2 separate regions of the Homo sapiens genome follow, and region 2 is linked to region 1. A link is an interaction called in ENCODE POLR2A ChIA-PET data of the cell type or tissue named here. Cell type or tissue: OCI-LY7. All regions are shown on one strand.

The links. Peaks named below come from ENCODE experiments on the same cell type or tissue, not always from the same donor. Only the 100,000 strongest peaks of a DNase experiment are listed, where the experiment ranks them.
Region 2: POLR2A ChIA-PET joins it to region 1 with 5 read pairs; 3 of 35 experiments call an interaction of 5 or more read pairs at or near these places.

Annotation. Positions count from the first base shown.
Region 1 is chr1:22,464,965-22,472,964 of GRCh38, forward strand. All of the region lies in intron 1 of ZBTB40 (zinc finger and BTB domain containing 40), which reads left to right. Among named protein-coding and RNA genes, the nearest start is that of ZBTB40, 17 kb to the left of the region's middle. RefSeq lists a silencer at 400-547. In OCI-LY7, no CTCF peak of the experiment used is centred here; no DNase peak of the experiment used is centred here.
Region 2 is chr1:22,056,061-22,064,060 of GRCh38, forward strand. The region is part of intron 1 of CDC42 (cell division cycle 42); the gene reads left to right. Among named protein-coding and RNA genes, the nearest start is that of CDC42, 7.4 kb to the left of the region's middle. RefSeq lists enhancers at 5,267-5,767, 5,768-6,268. In OCI-LY7, no CTCF peak of the experiment used is centred here; no DNase peak of the experiment used is centred here; H3K4me3 peaks cover 667 bases; H3K27ac peaks cover 1,323 bases.

The DNA.
Region 1 (8,000 bases):
GTCGATTTTCTTCCTGGAAACCTCTGTTGGCTGTTGGTGCCTTTGCCCAACCTCTTGTCCTGCATCCAGGTATGCAGACAAGTGAAGGGTGAAGAAAACAAAGAGCAGATTTATTTAGTGTTAGAACAGCTCAGAGGAGACCCGCGATGGTTAGTTCCCCTCTGTAGGCAGGCAGGTTGTCTGTCGAGTGTTCAGCTCTCAGTAGAGAGGAAGCCCTGGAGAGGGTAGCTCCTCTCTGCTTGCTGGTTGACTAGACGTCTGCTGCTCTCAGCAAAGAGGAGGCCCTGGAGAGGGTAACTCCTCTCTGCGGGCAGGTCATTTGGCGGTCTCTGCAGGTCTCTGAAGTTCTCAGCAGAGAGGGTAGCTCCTCTCTGTAGCTAGTCATCCCATGTCTACTCAGCTGTGGCTGAGTCCGGGGCTTTTATGGGCCTCAGAGGGGAGGAAGTGCGGTATGTGCCAGTTGGCCCATGGGTGGCCATGGGCGGGCCTGGAAAAGGCACCAGTTCCCACTCTGGTCAGTGGGACTGGCAGCCAGGCCCCCCAGCCTTCAGGCCCCTGCCTGGCCTGAAGGAGGGACCTTACTGGGACCTGCCCCCTTCTACCTGGGACTCTGTCTGCCTGCTGTTGTTCATGGTGCTTGGGCTCTGCCCAACTTTGCTCCAGATTGAGATCGGAGTGGGTGCTGATAGCAGGGAGAAGCCAAACAGTGGGGGCAGGTGCTTCTGAGCCTGTGAGGGTGGGGCCTTCCCAGACCCCCAAGAGTGCAGGGATGCCTGAGTTGCAGCCATGGTTTGGGGGGTTTCAGCTGCCCCATGGGGGGCAGGGCTTCTGCCTGCTTCTGGCTCCCCAAGAACACAAGGAGGCTCATATCTGCAGCCACAACTTGGGTGGTGCCCCTGCCTGCTCCGTGGAACATGTAGCCCTGCCCAGGCCTCCTTGCTTCAGCCAGGATAATGGCAGGCCAACTGGATCAGCTGCCACCATTATAACCATCACCACTTTCCAATTCCAGAACGTGTTTTATCACTCTGAAACCCCCCCTGTACCTGTTAGTAGTCACTCCCCATTTACTCTTCCCCAAAGAGTCTGGTAACCACTAATCCACTTTCTGTCTCTATGGATTTGCTTATTCTGGACATTTCATATGAATGGAATCATATACAGCAATATGTGGCCTTTTATGTCTGGCTAAACTGGCTTTTACTTAGCATAATGTTTTCAAGATTCATCCATGTTGTAGAATGTATCAGTACCTCCTTTTTATGGATGAATAATATTCCATTGTTTACATGTATAATATTTTGTTTGTCCATTCATAAGTTGATGGACATTTAGGTTGTTTGCATTTTTTGGCCGTTAGGCTTAATGCTCCAATGAACATTAATGTACAGGTTTTTGAGTGGATCCATGTTTTCATTTGTCCCAGATATATACTAGGAGTGGAACTGCTGGGTCATATGGTGTCTCTGTGCTTAACTCTTTGAGAAACTGCCAGACTGTTTTCCACAGGGGTGGCACCATCTTATGTTCCCACCAGCAATTCCGTGAGGGTTCCAGTTTCTCCATATTCTCAGCAACACTTGTATTTTCTGTTTTCTGTTTTATTTTATTATACCCATCCTAGTGTTATGTGAAGTTGTCTCTCACTACAGTTTTGATCTGCATTTACTAATGACTGATGATGAACATCTGTTCATGTACTTACTGGCCACTTTGCCTGTCTTTGGAGAGATGTGTATTCAAATCCTTTGCCCATTTTAAAATTGGCTTATTTGTCCTTTTATTGTTGAGTTGTAAGAGTTCCGGATACTAGATTCTGGTACACTATATGTATTCTGAATACTAGACCTTTATCAGATATGTGATTTGAAAATACTTGTTCCCATTCTGTGCAGTGTCTCTTTACTTTCATGATGATGTCCTTTGATAAACAGACATTGAAAAATATGATGAAATTCGATTTATTTATTTATTGGGGGATTACATGTTCTTTTAGTGTCATATAGAGAGCCTAATTTTATGGCTGCATAATATTCCATAATATGGCTGTATGCCATATTTACTTTAAAACCTCGTATATTTAAGTTTGTCTGCAGGGTTTTTTTTAACCATTAATACTATTGCTGCGAATATAGTGTACATAAATATTTCATTGCATATATAATTAATTATTTCTGATAGATTCCTAGAAGTGATTCTAAAAGGCATAAACATTAACATTTTTTTTCCTGCTACTATCATGGATTTCTCATTCTTTTTTATCTGGAATTATACAGCTTGTATATAAAGTAACTCTGGTAAAACATTCAAGCAGTGCAAGTAAAGTATACTTTTCCCCACCCTGCAAATTCTCGAGTCTCTAAGGACATTTTTATAGCTTTAGATGAGCAGATTACTCCCAGATTATTTACCAGCCTTGTTTCCTAAAAAGTTTTACCAGATTATACTTCCATCAGCATTGTGTGGGTACCTAGCCCATTGCTCCCTCTCCTATGTTATTAGTGCAAGTAGTTTTGTTTTTGTTTTTTGAGACAGAGTCTCGCTGTGTCACCCAGGCTGTAGTGCAGTGGCGCAATCTCTGCTCACTGCAATCTCTGCCTCCCTGGTTCAAGCAATTCTGCCACCTCAGCCTCCTGAGTAGCTGGGATCACAGGTGGGCACCACTACACCTGGCTAATTTTTGTATTTTTAGTAGAGACAGGGTTTCACCATGTTGGCCAGGCTGGTCTTGAACTCCTGACCTCAAGTGATCCTCCCACCTCAGCCTCCCGAAGTGCTGGGATTACAGACATGAGCCACTGTGTCAGGCCTGTTTTTTTTTTTTTTTTTTTCCTGATAATAATAGCAGGCTGGGCACAGTAGCTTATGCCTGTAATCCCAGCACCTTGGGAGGCCAAGGCAGGAGGATCCCTTGAACCCAGGAGTTCGCGAGCAGCCTGGGCAACATAGGGAGACCCTGTCTACAAATCAAAAAATTAGTCAGGTGTAGTGGCTCATGCCTGTAGTCCTAGCTACCTGAGAGGCTGATGCGGGAGGATTGCTTCAGCCCAGGTGGTCAAGGCTGCAGTGAGCCAAGGTCGCACCACTGTACTTCAGCCTGAGTGACAGAGCAAGACCCCATCTCAAAAAAAAAAAAAAAGAAAAGAAGCTAATACTTATTGAGCATTTACTGTTGACAGTCACTTTGCTAAAGCAATTCAGGTGCATTCTCTCATTTCATCTTCACACTAAAACTATAAGGATGTTAAGGCTCACAGTGATTAAAGTGATATGCCCAAGGTCACCGAGTAAGTGTTCAAGTTAGTTCTGCCAAATCCGAGTCCACGGTCTAAAACACTATTTCCCAATTAAATACTGTCACTGAAAAACTTTTGATTCCATGTTTTGATTTGCGTTTCTTTAATTATTCACCAGGCTGAATTTTTAATCAGTTTATTGACTTTTAATTTTTTGTGAATTATCTATATTTTTCTTTTTAAAATTTAAAATGTTAATGTTTCCTTTTTTTTTTTTTTTTTTTTTTTTTTTGGAGACAGGATGTCGCTCTGTTGCGTATGCTGGAGTGCAGTGACACAATCATGGCTCACTGCAGCTTGAAACTCCTGGGCTCAAGTGATCCTCCTCCCTCAGCCTTCCAACTAGCTGGGAGTATAGGCATGTGCCACCATGCCTGGCTGGCTTTTTTTTTTTTTTTTTTTTTTTTTTTTTAGTTTTTGTAGAAATGGGGTCTCACTCTGTTGCTTAAGCTGATCTCGAACTCCTGGGCTCAAGTAATCCTCCTGCCTTGGCCTCCCAAAATGTTGGGATTATAGGCATGGGCTGCCATGCTTGGTGTTTCCTTATTGATTTGTATAATCTTTCTTTTTTGGTTTGTTTAGTAGGGACAGGGTCTTGCTCTATCACTCAGGCTGGAATACAGTGGCACAATCATAGCTCACTATAGCCTTGACTGCCTAGGCTCAAGTAATGTCCCCACCTCAGCTACCTGAACAGCGAGGACTACAGGTGTACTCCACCACACTTGGCTAATTTTTTGGTATTTTTTTTAGAGATGGAGTGTCACTATGTTGCCCAGGCTAGTCTTGAATTCCTTGTCTCAAGGGATCCTCCTGCCTTGGCCTCCCAAAGTGCTGGGATTATAGGCATTGAGCCACTGTGCCTGGTTGTCACTTCCTTTAAGCCATGAAGTGTTCACTGGTTTATCATTTATGTTTTAATTTTGTTGATGGTGTTTTGTTTTAAAGCTTACATTTTTATGTAGTCAAATCTATTGATCATTTGTGAATTTCTTCTGTTTCCTTTATGCGTAGAAAAGCCTCTTCCAGTTATGTTTTCATTAATGTATTACTTCTTTTTTTTTAAGAGACACAGTCTCACTATGTTGCCCAGGATAGAGTGTGGTGTCTGTTCGCAGGTGTGATCAAAGAGCACTACAGCCTTGGCCTCCTGGCCTCAAGCCATTCTCTTGTGCCAGCCTCCTGAGGAGCTGGGACTACAGGTACATGCCATTGCACCCGGCTATATTAATAGTCACCTAAATGTTTTTGAGGTCAAGTCACAAATCCACCTGATAGGGTTTTTTTGTTTTTTTGTTTTTTGTTTTTTTTTATGAGACGGAGTCTTACTCTGTCACCCAGGCTGGAGTGCAGTGGTGCGATCTTGGGTCACTGAAACCTCCGCCTCCTGGCTTCAGGCAATTTTCCTGCCTCAGCCTCCTGAGTAGCTACCACGCCCGACTAATTTTTGTATTTTTAGTAGAGACGGGGTTTCACCATGTTGGTCAGGCTGGCTTTGAACTCCTGACCTTAAATGACCGCCTGCCTTGGCCTCCCAAAGTGCTGCTATTACAGGTGTGAGCCAGTGTGCCCGGCCCCACCTTATAGTTCTAGTGGCAGTGGATTGGGAAATTTGTAATCATATGTTTGCATATATTTTGGGCAGTTTTATGACTTAAAGATAGTTATTTTTTTGCTGAAAGAGCCATCAGTGGTTGAATTTTAATCAACATTCGAAGAAAAAAATGATAAACAGGCTGTATAACCAGCCTAGTGCTTCAGCAGCATGTGAGATGCATGGAAGCCCTCCCCACTGAAGCCCTGTTGTGTGTACTTAGGAGTTTGGTATCTTGGTTCAAATACTGGCTTAAAAGCTCAGAAACCTGGATCCTGGTTCTGGCCCTGCTGTTGCCTGTTATAGATTTATGACTTGAGCAGGTCACTTGATTTCTATCAATTCTTTCATCTGTAAAATAATAGGGCTGAATTACATAATCTCTGAGGATAATTCTAGTTGCATAATTCTGACTGTTATCCTTCTGATAAGGAATCATTTCATGTACATTTGGTATCGATAAGTTTTTTATAAAGTTTTAAGTGGCATGAAGGAAGGGAGAGTAGTAACAAGTGAATGAAGTGTGTGGGAGAAAGGAGTGGGTGGGGGAACAGAGAAAGGGAACAAGGAATGAGTCTGCCACAGCCAGTGTATGGCAGATGGCCCAGAAGGAAGCTAGAAGGGGGATAAATCTGAAGTGAGCTGGGAGCTTCATTGGGCTTCGGCTTCTTGAAGGAGGAGTAGTTCTGATCTGGTATAGACAGATGTCCCGAGCGTCAAAAGAAAAGCCTATGGTCAGGGCCAGTAGGAGGGTACTCTGAGAGAAAGAGACTGAAAAATTAGCACATGGTCATGATTATTAGATACCTGCCAAAAGTTATCTCAAAGACAAAGCAATGCAACTATATCAATAGAAACTGGAGCCACAGAAGAGTCTAGGAACCCCGTAATAGACGAGACATCACAGAATGTCAGTTGGCAGTGCCCGTGCCGTGTAGTTGGCCCTCAGACTCCACCTGCCGGGTTGTGGGGCCAGGCATTTACTTTAATGGTAAAGACAGAGGCACCAGGCTTCCACTAAATGTTGGTTGCATACACCTAACTTCCTTTGCTGTCTTCTATGATTCTGAAGAGACTTTCTGATGTTATTTGACCTTGCCATTTGAATTTTTTCACAGATAACTGCAAAGAATAGGTATATTTCTCCTTGTGAATTAATGAATTGCCTTTCTGATTTGTGCTTCTTCTGTGTCTAGATAGTGCTATCCAACCTCCTCAAGTCCAGTTAACTTTAAGACTTTGACAGGTTAAGATTTCTGTATCGGCAAGGTTGACAACCAAACTAGACCTTTTGGTAAATTAAGTTGAAGCCATCTTGGAAAGTCTTCTGGCAGCCAGCCAGCTGGCCTATTCCAATAGCACTCTTTCCCAGATAACATATCACCATCCATCCTTTAGCAGAGACCAGCAGAAAAAACAAGGAGCCTCAAATGCAGGCACTCCTGCCAGGCCACCCAGCAGTCCATCTCTGCCTGTGAGGGATTGGGGAATGATGGCAGTGAGCCCAGAAATACTGTCAGCCAGAGAGATTAAAGTAGTAGTTAAGAACACGGAGCCAGGCACATCTGCATTTGGGCTCTGCTCAAACTTATTAGCTGTGTGGTCTTGTGGGTTATATAACCTTGCTTGACATTAGTTTCCTCATCTATAAAATAGGGATATAATGGTATCTACCTCATTGAGATGTTAGGGGAATTAAATGAGAAAGTGTGTGGAACGTGCTTAGCACAATGCCAGACATTATTACCATGATAGAGCAGTTGATGACCTTGCCAAAGGCATTTGAGAGCCTCAGGGATATGGAAAAGGGCAGAGACCAGTGGATTGGGCAAAAAAGATGTTTTAATCACCTCCTATTCACCCCATCCGAAGAGAGAGGGATTTCCACTGTAGGGTTATGGGGATGCTGAACACATGACACCTGACAGTGGACAGATGAGCTTGACAGCTGTAGTCACATATACTCACAGCCTGGAAGCTGGGATACCACACACCACGTAGGCCCACACGGGAGCTGCACTCGAGAGCAGAGTAAGCCACCGGCGAGGGGCTGTGGGAAGCAGCCTTTGTAGTGTCAAGAGCGGATGGTGCCCCCTGGTTCTGGCCAGAGGATATGATTGGCTTGTTTGAATAATTCCAGGGGCTGGCTGGGAACTGTAACCCACTCACTTCTCAAGAATAAGCAAGAGCTGTACCTGGTCCCCTTAGTAAGGAGGATTGTTTGGGCAGGGGACCTTATCCGTGGAGCACAATGGGGAGGGGTACTTGTGGTAGGCCATTTGAGGCCCTCGAGATTGTACTAGATGTCAAGTAAGCATGTAACTGAGCTGCTTTTTTTTTTTTTCAGAGTCTTGCTGTGTTGCCCAGGCTGGAGTCTGGAGTACACTGGTACAAACATGGCTCACTGAAGCCTCAACCTCCTGGGCTCAAGTGATCCTTCCACCTCAGCCTCCCAAGTAGCCGGGACTATAGGCACAGGCCACCACACCTGGCTAATTTTTTGTGTTTCTTGTAGAGACGGGGGTCTTGCCATGTTGCCCAGGCTGGTCTTGAACTCCTGAACTCAAGTGATCCTCCTGCCTCGGCCTCCCAAAGTGTTGGGATTACAGGCGTGAGCCACTCTGTCCAGCCTCATATTGAGCTTTAATTTTAGACTTTACACCACAAAAGAGAATACTAACCTTGAAATGCTGTTGAATACAGCTTTCAGGGGATCTGAGTAGGAGGCTATGGGAGAGAAGTAGAGGTGTTTGATTCTGTGAGAGACGACAGATGGCATAATGGCTAGAAAGGAAATGTCACAGTAGGTCATATATTGTGTCATGAGCCAAGATATCTTCACTGTGTTCAGTTCAGCATATATTTATTGGCTGGCTGTACCATTCTAGGTCCTTCGAGGCTTAACTAGGTCTGGTTGACCATTTCCTAGATCAAGAGCAGTGTGTCCTGGCACAGGATCCTGTTAGGTCTAGTTACTTTGGCAGCAACTGGCTAAAGCCTGGGGCCCTAGAAGATAGGCTGCTGGAATGCATTCCAAAAGAGTTTGGGTTGGTACCAGGAGGCCACAGAGCTATTTGCCTAAGGCCTGGTTGTTAGGATCCTCCATGTCA
Region 2 (8,000 bases), 410 kb before region 1:
CATTAGATTGTAAGTTCTGTGAGGGCAGGGCTTTGGCCTGGCATGGTCACCCCATTGCTAATGCCTAGAATACTGCCATACATACAGTAGGTTTTAAGAAATATTTTTTAAGTGAATGAATTTGATGATGTCTGAGGGTTAACGTTTTCCCTAATATTCCATGGGCCTTTTTGCTGTGTTTCCTGAGACAGCTTTTGTGCTTGGTCAGCCATATCTTTATTTGGGCTCATTGAAGTAGTGATTACTAATCTACTCTTGCTTGACTTTTTCCATCTGTTTAGGTCAGTATCTTCTGCAGCTGCACTGTCTGGACAATTTACCATCACTTAGAAAATCTGTGATGACTACTAGTTCTCTTACTCTCCTAAAAATTATTCACTTAATGTTTGTTTCCTTATCTTCCTTTATTTCTTTGTTTGCAAATAACTTTTACCGCTTGTTCACTACTGTATCAGATTCCTGGTCATGTTATGCTTTGTGTCTTACTAGTTTCTACTTTTAGTTTCTCATACCTTCAGTCCAAAATATTTTTACTAAAGCAATTTTCATTACTTGCCATTTCAGCTACCTCTGCTGCTGCTGCTGCTATTTTAAGTCCTGAATGTCAAAACTCTTCTGGGACATTGATCTCAAACTGCTTATTCCGTGAAGTGAAACCAGGCTTTCTGCCACCAATGTGGCGTCCCTTTTTGCAATTTTAGAAAAATATTTTTTAAATCAAAGATTTGGCATTAGCCATTATACTAAAGTCCAGAACAATTTCTAATAGAGCAGAAAACTATATTGTTCAGCCATGGTATTCACTAAGCACTGGTGCTCTATCACCTTAAGACAAAGTCTGATTTAGGCTCTGTTACTGTTGTTCTGTAATGCTTTACACTTTAACCTTGCATCCTTTTCTGTAAAATTAAGCCATTGCCATTTGCCATTTCAATTCTGCTGTGTGTTCTTGATTGGTATATTGCTACTATAATGATTAAAAGCATAGACTCTGGAACCAGACTGCCTGGGTTCAGATCCTGGTTCTGCCACTTATTAGGTATGTGCAGTCTAAGTAACGTCTTTGTGACTCAGGTTTACTTCCTCTAAAATAGGGGTAGCAGTAGTGCTTACCTAACAGGGCTGCAGTGTTAGGAAGATTGAATTAATATATATGAAGTGTTTAGGACTGTTCACTGGCACATAGTGAGTGCTGTATAGATTTTTGCTCTTGGCACAACTGTGAGGACCCTTCCCCGCCATCTTTGAGAAGCTGTGTTTCTCTCAAACATAAACATTTTAATAACCATCCTTCTCCCGGACTAATCTGATGAATCCAAAAACATTTCTTTTTTCTTTTTTGAGATGGAGTTTTGCTCTTGTTGCCCAGGCTGGAGTGCAATGGCGCGATCTCGGCTCACCGCAACCTCCGCCTCCTGGATTCAAGTAATTTTCCTGCCTCGGCCTCTTGAGTAGCTGGGATTGCAGGCATGCGTCAGCGCCCCTGGCTAATTTTGTATTTTTCGTAGAGATGGGGTTTCTCTATGTTGGTCAGGCTGGTCTCCAACTCCTGACCTCAGGTGATCCGCCCGTCTCGGCCTCTCAAAGTACTGGGATTACAGGCATAAGCCACTATGTCTAGCCCAAAAACATTTCTAAATGAAGTGGAGATTGCTTTACCTTTTTTTTTTCTTTTTTTTTTGAGACAGAGTCTCGCTCTGTCACCCAGGCTGGAGTGCAGTGGCATGATCTTGGCTCACTGCAACCTCTGCCTCCCGGGTTCAAGTGATTCTCCTGCTTCGGCCTCCTGAGTAGCTGGGATTACAGGTGTCCGCCACCACACCCGGGTAATTTTCGTATTTTTAGTAGAGGTGGGGGGGTTTCACCATGTTGGTCAGGCTGGTCTGTAACTCCTGACCTCACGTGATCTGCCTGCCTCGGCCTCCCAAAGTGCTGGAATTAACAGGCGTGAGCCGCTGCATTCCGGCCTCCTTTACATTTTTATCCGTTACCTTTACCGTTGTCATAGAAGCAAGGGTGTCAGGCCTCAGGTATGCAGTATAGTCTGTGGACCCATCAGCATAAGTGTCACCTGGGAGCTCATTAGAACTATCAGGATTCATCCCAGTCTTACTGACCCAGAATCTTATTTTAATAAGATCCCCACATGATTTTTATGTGTATTAAGGCTTGAAGCACCCTCTTCAGGACTGCTAGAGTGATGTCTCAAATTTCGGAAACAATGTGAATGCTTTATTTCATTTTATTTTCCTATGGAAGCATAACCTGGTTTATTTTAGGCAGTGTACCACAATTTATTGCAAGGATCATAATCTGAAAATGAATCTGAAGCATATTTAGTTTTTAAAGGAATTGTTGCTTCCTGCCTATTACGTAGAATTGCCTCATGTCTGCCCATTATCAGGAACTAATGTGTTATTTAAAGTTTTTTTTTTTTTTGAGATGGAGTTTTGCCCTTGTTGCCCAGGCTGGAGTGCAATGGCATGATCTCCACTCACTGCAACCTCCACCTCCCGGGTTCAAGTGATTCTCCTGCCTCAACCTCCCGAGTAGCTGGGATTACAGGCATGTGCCAGCATGCCTGGCTGATCTTGTATTTTTAGTAGAGATGGGGTTTCTCCATGTTGGGAGTTTCTCCATGCTGGTCAGGCTGGTCTCAAACTCCCGACCTCAGGTGATCCACCCACCTTGGCCTCCCATAGTGCTGGGATTACAGGCGTGAACCACCGCACCCAGCCGAATTACGTATTTTTTAATTTTATTTTTATTTTTTAGAGATAGAGTCTTGCTATGTCACCAGGCTGCAGTGCGTGGTGTGATTATAGCTCACTGTAACCTTGAACTCCTGGGCTTAAAGGATCCTCCAACCTCAGCCTCCCAAGTAGCTGGGATTGCAGGCACGCACCACCACACTTGGCTAATTGTAAATATATATATATATTTTTGTAGAGAATGGGGCCTTTTTATGTTGCCCAGGTTGTTCTTGAACTCCTGGCCTCAAGTGACCTCCCACCTTGGCCTCCCAGAGCTGTGGGATTACAGTTGTGAGCCTCTGCACCGGGCCTTAATTTTTTTTTTTTTTGAGACGGAGTTTTGCTCTTGTTGCCCAGGCTGGAGTGCAATGGCGCAATCTCGGCTCACCGCAACCTCCGCCTCCCAGGTTCAAGTGATTCTCCTGCCTCCACCTCCCTAGTAGCTGGGATTACAGGCATGTGCCACCACAGCACGGGGCCTTAATTATACATTTGAACTTAAGTGACATTTTATTGAAAACTAATTGTGGTGACGAGGAATGGTCTAAGCATATGATTAGGATAATTCATATTCATTATGAAAACTTAGGTGAAATACAGACTTGGCATTTAGCTTGTCAAATGTAAACATGTTTTCTGCTTTCTTTGCTAAAATCATATTTCCAATTTCAAGGGAAAATGTTAAGAACCAAAATCATCTTTTTCAGCTACCCGCCTGAAAAAATTATTGCTATTTTTCTTTTCTTTTTTTTGAGAATTCTCGCTCTGTTGCCCAGGCTGGAGTGCAGTGGTACGATCTTGGCTCACTGCAACCTTGCCTCCCAGGTTCAAGCGATTCTCTTGCCTCAGCCTCCCAAGTAGCTGGGATTACAGGCGCACACCACCATGCCTGGCTAATTTTTGTATTTTTAGTAGAGACGGGGTTTCACTATGTTGGACAGGATGGTCTTGAACTTCTGACCTCAGGTGATCCGCCTGCCTTGGCCTCCCAAAGTGCTGGGATTACAGGCGTGAGCCACGGCTCCCAGCCTGTTATTTTTCAAGGGCCAGATTGAATTTATTTCTCTGATATTTCCTTTTTCCTTCTTTAACTATATGGTGTAGGAGAAATTCTCCAGGACTATCCCTGAGAGCTGGGGGATCAGTGTCTCAGGAACACCTGTGTTTATTACCTGTGTCCATTCTCTGTGTCTTAAGTGGCCATTTGAAGCCATCTACGTCCTTTTCAATTGAAAGATTATCAGTAGGCTGGGTGCGGTGGCTCATGCTTGTAATCCCAGCACTTTGGGAGGCTGAGGCAGGCAGATCACCTGAGGGCTGGAGTTCAAGACCAACCTGGCCAACATGGTGAAACCCCGTCTTTACTAAAAATACAAAAATTAGCCATGGTGGCATGCACCTGTAATCCCAGCTACTTGAGAGGCTGAGGCACGAGAATCGCTTGAACCTGGGATGCAGAGGCTGCAGTGAGCGGGGATGCACCACTGTTCTCCAGCCTGGGTGACAGCTGAGACTCCGTCTCAAAAAATTAAAAAAAAAAAAGATTATTGCAATTCATTACTCCATGTGGAAGGAGGAGAGGTGTCTGAGAACAGATCAAATGAGGAACAGATGATTAAACCAGAGGGAGATGGAGGTGGAATAAAAGAATATTATGTTAATTAGTGTTAAGGGGTATGAGAAAAGAGGATAAATTTAGTAGAAGAAAGCATAAACAAGATTTCAGCTATGGTTCATTTGCTTTGCTGGAAGACAGTTTAGGAGTATTTGTAATATTTTTAGTTTGTTTTTAATCTATATAAAAGCAGATGAAGAGGAGTGGGAAGTGAAAGAATAATGTTACTTGAATAACACTTATCTCTGGTTTCAGGGATTTTCATTACAACTTTACTAGTATTTGTTTCATTAGCTGAATACTATTGGAGAAGAACTCAGTTTTAGATAAATTCTGAAATGGAATTAATACATTCATATCACTTGCTTGCCTAAAAAACATTTTTATTATAGGGTTTAAGATTAACAAGATTTTAAAATAAGTGATTAGATTTTAGAATGTGTAAAGTTTGGTTTATAACTTGAAAGGATAGTTCTATGGATATCAGTGTTTTTTTATTTTGCTATTTTATTCGTGCTGTTTATTTGCTCTGTTCATCATAGGGGCAAAGGAAATGTTAGATCATCCTAATAGTTGATAAGCTAGTAAAGATGAGGGTAGGGGATAATTTTAGAGTAAGGCCTGTGTGGCTTAGTGTGTTTCAGAATATCTGAAAGACATTTCCATGGGCTTGGGTGTCAGATAAATTAGAAACCCAGCCGGGCAGAGTGGCTCACGCCTGTAATCCCAGCACTTTGGGAGGCCATGGCGGGCGGATCACCTGAGGTCAGGAGTTCGAGACCAGCCTGGCCAACATGGTGAAACCCCGTCTCTACTAAAAATACAAAAAATTAGCCAGGTGTGGTGGCATGTGCCTGTAATCCCAGCTACTCAGGAGGCTGAGGCAGGAGAATCGCTTGAACCCGGGAGGTGGAGGTTTCAGTGAGCCGAGATTGCACCACTGCACTTCAGTCTGAGTAACAAGAGCAAAACTCTGTCTCAGGAAAAAAAAAAAAAAAGAAACCCTTTATTATATCTTCATCCTGGAAATCATAATGTATATAAGTTTATTTTAAAGGGTTAGGGAAGTTAGACGGTCAATCAGTTTAACTTCATGTTTCTTTCTTTTTTTTTTTTTTTTTTTTTTTTTTTTTGAGATGGAGTCTTGCTCTATCAGCCAGGCTGTAGTGCAGTGGCATGATCTTGGCTCACTGCCACCTCTGCCTCCCGGGTTCAAGCAATTCTCCTGCCTCACCCTCCTGAGTAGCTGGGATTACAGGTGCCCGCCACCATGCCCGGCTAATTTTTGTATTTTTAGTGGAGATGTTGGCCATCTCCACTTTAGTGGAGACCGTGTTGGCCAGGCTGGTCTCGAACTCCTGACCTCAAGTGATCCGCCCCCTTCAGCCTCCCAAAGTGCTGGGATTACAGGCGTGAGCCACTGCGCCCGGCCTAACTTGATGTTTCTTAAACTTGTTTGATGACGTTTCATCCTCCCCATCACCCCTATGGAACACCCTTTTTTATTTTATTTATTTCTTTTTTTTGGAGAACGGATTCTTACTCTGTCACCCAGGCTGGAGTGCAGTGGCGTGATCTTGGCTCACTGCAACCTCTGCCTCCTGGGTTCAAGCAATTCTGCCTCAGCCTCCCGAGTAGCTGGGACTACAGGCATGTGCCACCATACCCAGCTAATTTTTGTATTTTTAGTAGACACGGGGTTTCACCACGTTGGCCAGGCTGGTCTCAAACTCCTGGCCTTAAATGATGTGCCTGCCTTGGCCTCCCAAAGTGTTGGGATTACAGGCGTGAGCCTCCATGCCTGGCTGTTTGACCCATTTAAAAAATGGCTTGTGGTTTATAAGACAAATTGTTTGAGAATCTGAATGTAGGTACTTCTACCTCATCAGCTAGAACAAAGAAAGTCTAAATAATCATAGTTTGTTTTGTAGTTGGCATCTCACCTCATAACTTTTAAAAGAAAGGTTCTGAATTTGTCACGTTTGCTGCCTAGGTAATGTAGTGACTTATTTTATGCTGCAAATGTCTGCTTGTTTAGGATTTCTGATATAGGCTGGCATGATTTCATTCTTGTAGACTTACGACCAAATTACTCTGTGCTGATTCTGAAAAGATTTGTCTTTTTGGTGCATGTATAAGAACATAAGTTGCCTGATCTTAAGAGTTTTTTTCTGATTGGGTATGGTGGCTCATGCCTGTAATCCCAGCAGTTTGGGAGACCTAGGTGGGAGGATTGCTTGAGGCCAGCAGTTTGAGACGAGCCTGGTAGCCTGGTCAACATAGTGAGACCGTGGCTCTATTTAAAAAAAAAAAAAAAAAAAAAAAAAAAAAAAAAAAGATTTTTTCCGAACTTATCCATTTGTCTATGGTACAAACCTATCCTCTAATTTTTCAAACCAAAAAACGTCTTTATAACTTTGTCCTTAAACACTCCACCTCCAACCTGATGACCTATTCTCTATTTCTATGCTACTACCGCAGGGCAGATCCTCCATTTCAATCTTAGATTATTACCCTAGTTTCTTAGCTGACTTCCTTGACTATCTGGTTGTCTTTGGCAGCCCACCTTGGAATACAGGCACAATATTGATACTCCTAAAACACTGTTCATGGATATGGAAGAAGTGACTGTTCTGCTTAGCTTTTAGAGTCTATATGACTTGGACTCATAGTTTTTTTTTGTTTGTTTCTTTTTTCCACTTTGCATGCTTGCTTGTGCCTTTTCTCCTGATACTCCTATCTAACTAGAGATTTATTTTCACATTATTTTAGATTACTCTCCCATGTTTACTCTGAAAATCTGTGGCACTCATATTTCATAGTGTAAAATTGTAGCAATCTGAGACTACTACAGTTGTTAGCCTCTTCTCCTTATAACCAGTAAAGTATACTAGATGATGTATGATGAACTTTCTAGCATAGAATTTGGTACAGAGTAGGCATTTAGTAAATTATTGAAATGTGTTAAAGGCCTTTGAAGGCAAGATTTCTGTTACCCAGTGTAATGCTGTAGTAGGCATTTAGATATCTTACTTAGATAACTTTTGTAATAAGTTAATAGGATTTCGTTCTTCCAAGAACCTACTCTATTTTAACAGATGTTTTAGGTCCTAACTTGTGTCCTAATTAGATAGAGAGGGTCTGTTAGGTGCTTGGGATCTTGTTCTTCAACTGCACACATACCAGCACAACTACTGTTAAATTTCTTTTGCGCTTTTTTCCCCTTTAGGACAAAAAAAGGATTTAACAGTTATGTGCTTTTAATAACATTGTATTACTTTGTTGGTAACCTTCACAACTTTTTTTTTTGAGACAGAGTCTTGCTCTTGTCATCCAGGCTGGAATGCAGTGATGCCATCATGGCTCACTGGAACCTTCGCCTCCCGGGTTCAAGTGATTCTTGTGCCTCAGCCTCCCGAGTAGCTGGGATTACAGGTGCGAGCCACCACACCGGCTACTTTTTGTATTTTTAGTAGAGATGGGGTTTTGCCATGTTGACCAGGCTGGTCTGGAACTCCTGACCTCTTATGATCTTCCTGCCTTGGCCTCCCAAAGTGCTGGGATTACAGGCGTGAGCCACTGCGCCAGGCCTTCACAGTCATCTTTAGTATGTATAACATTTCATCCTGTGG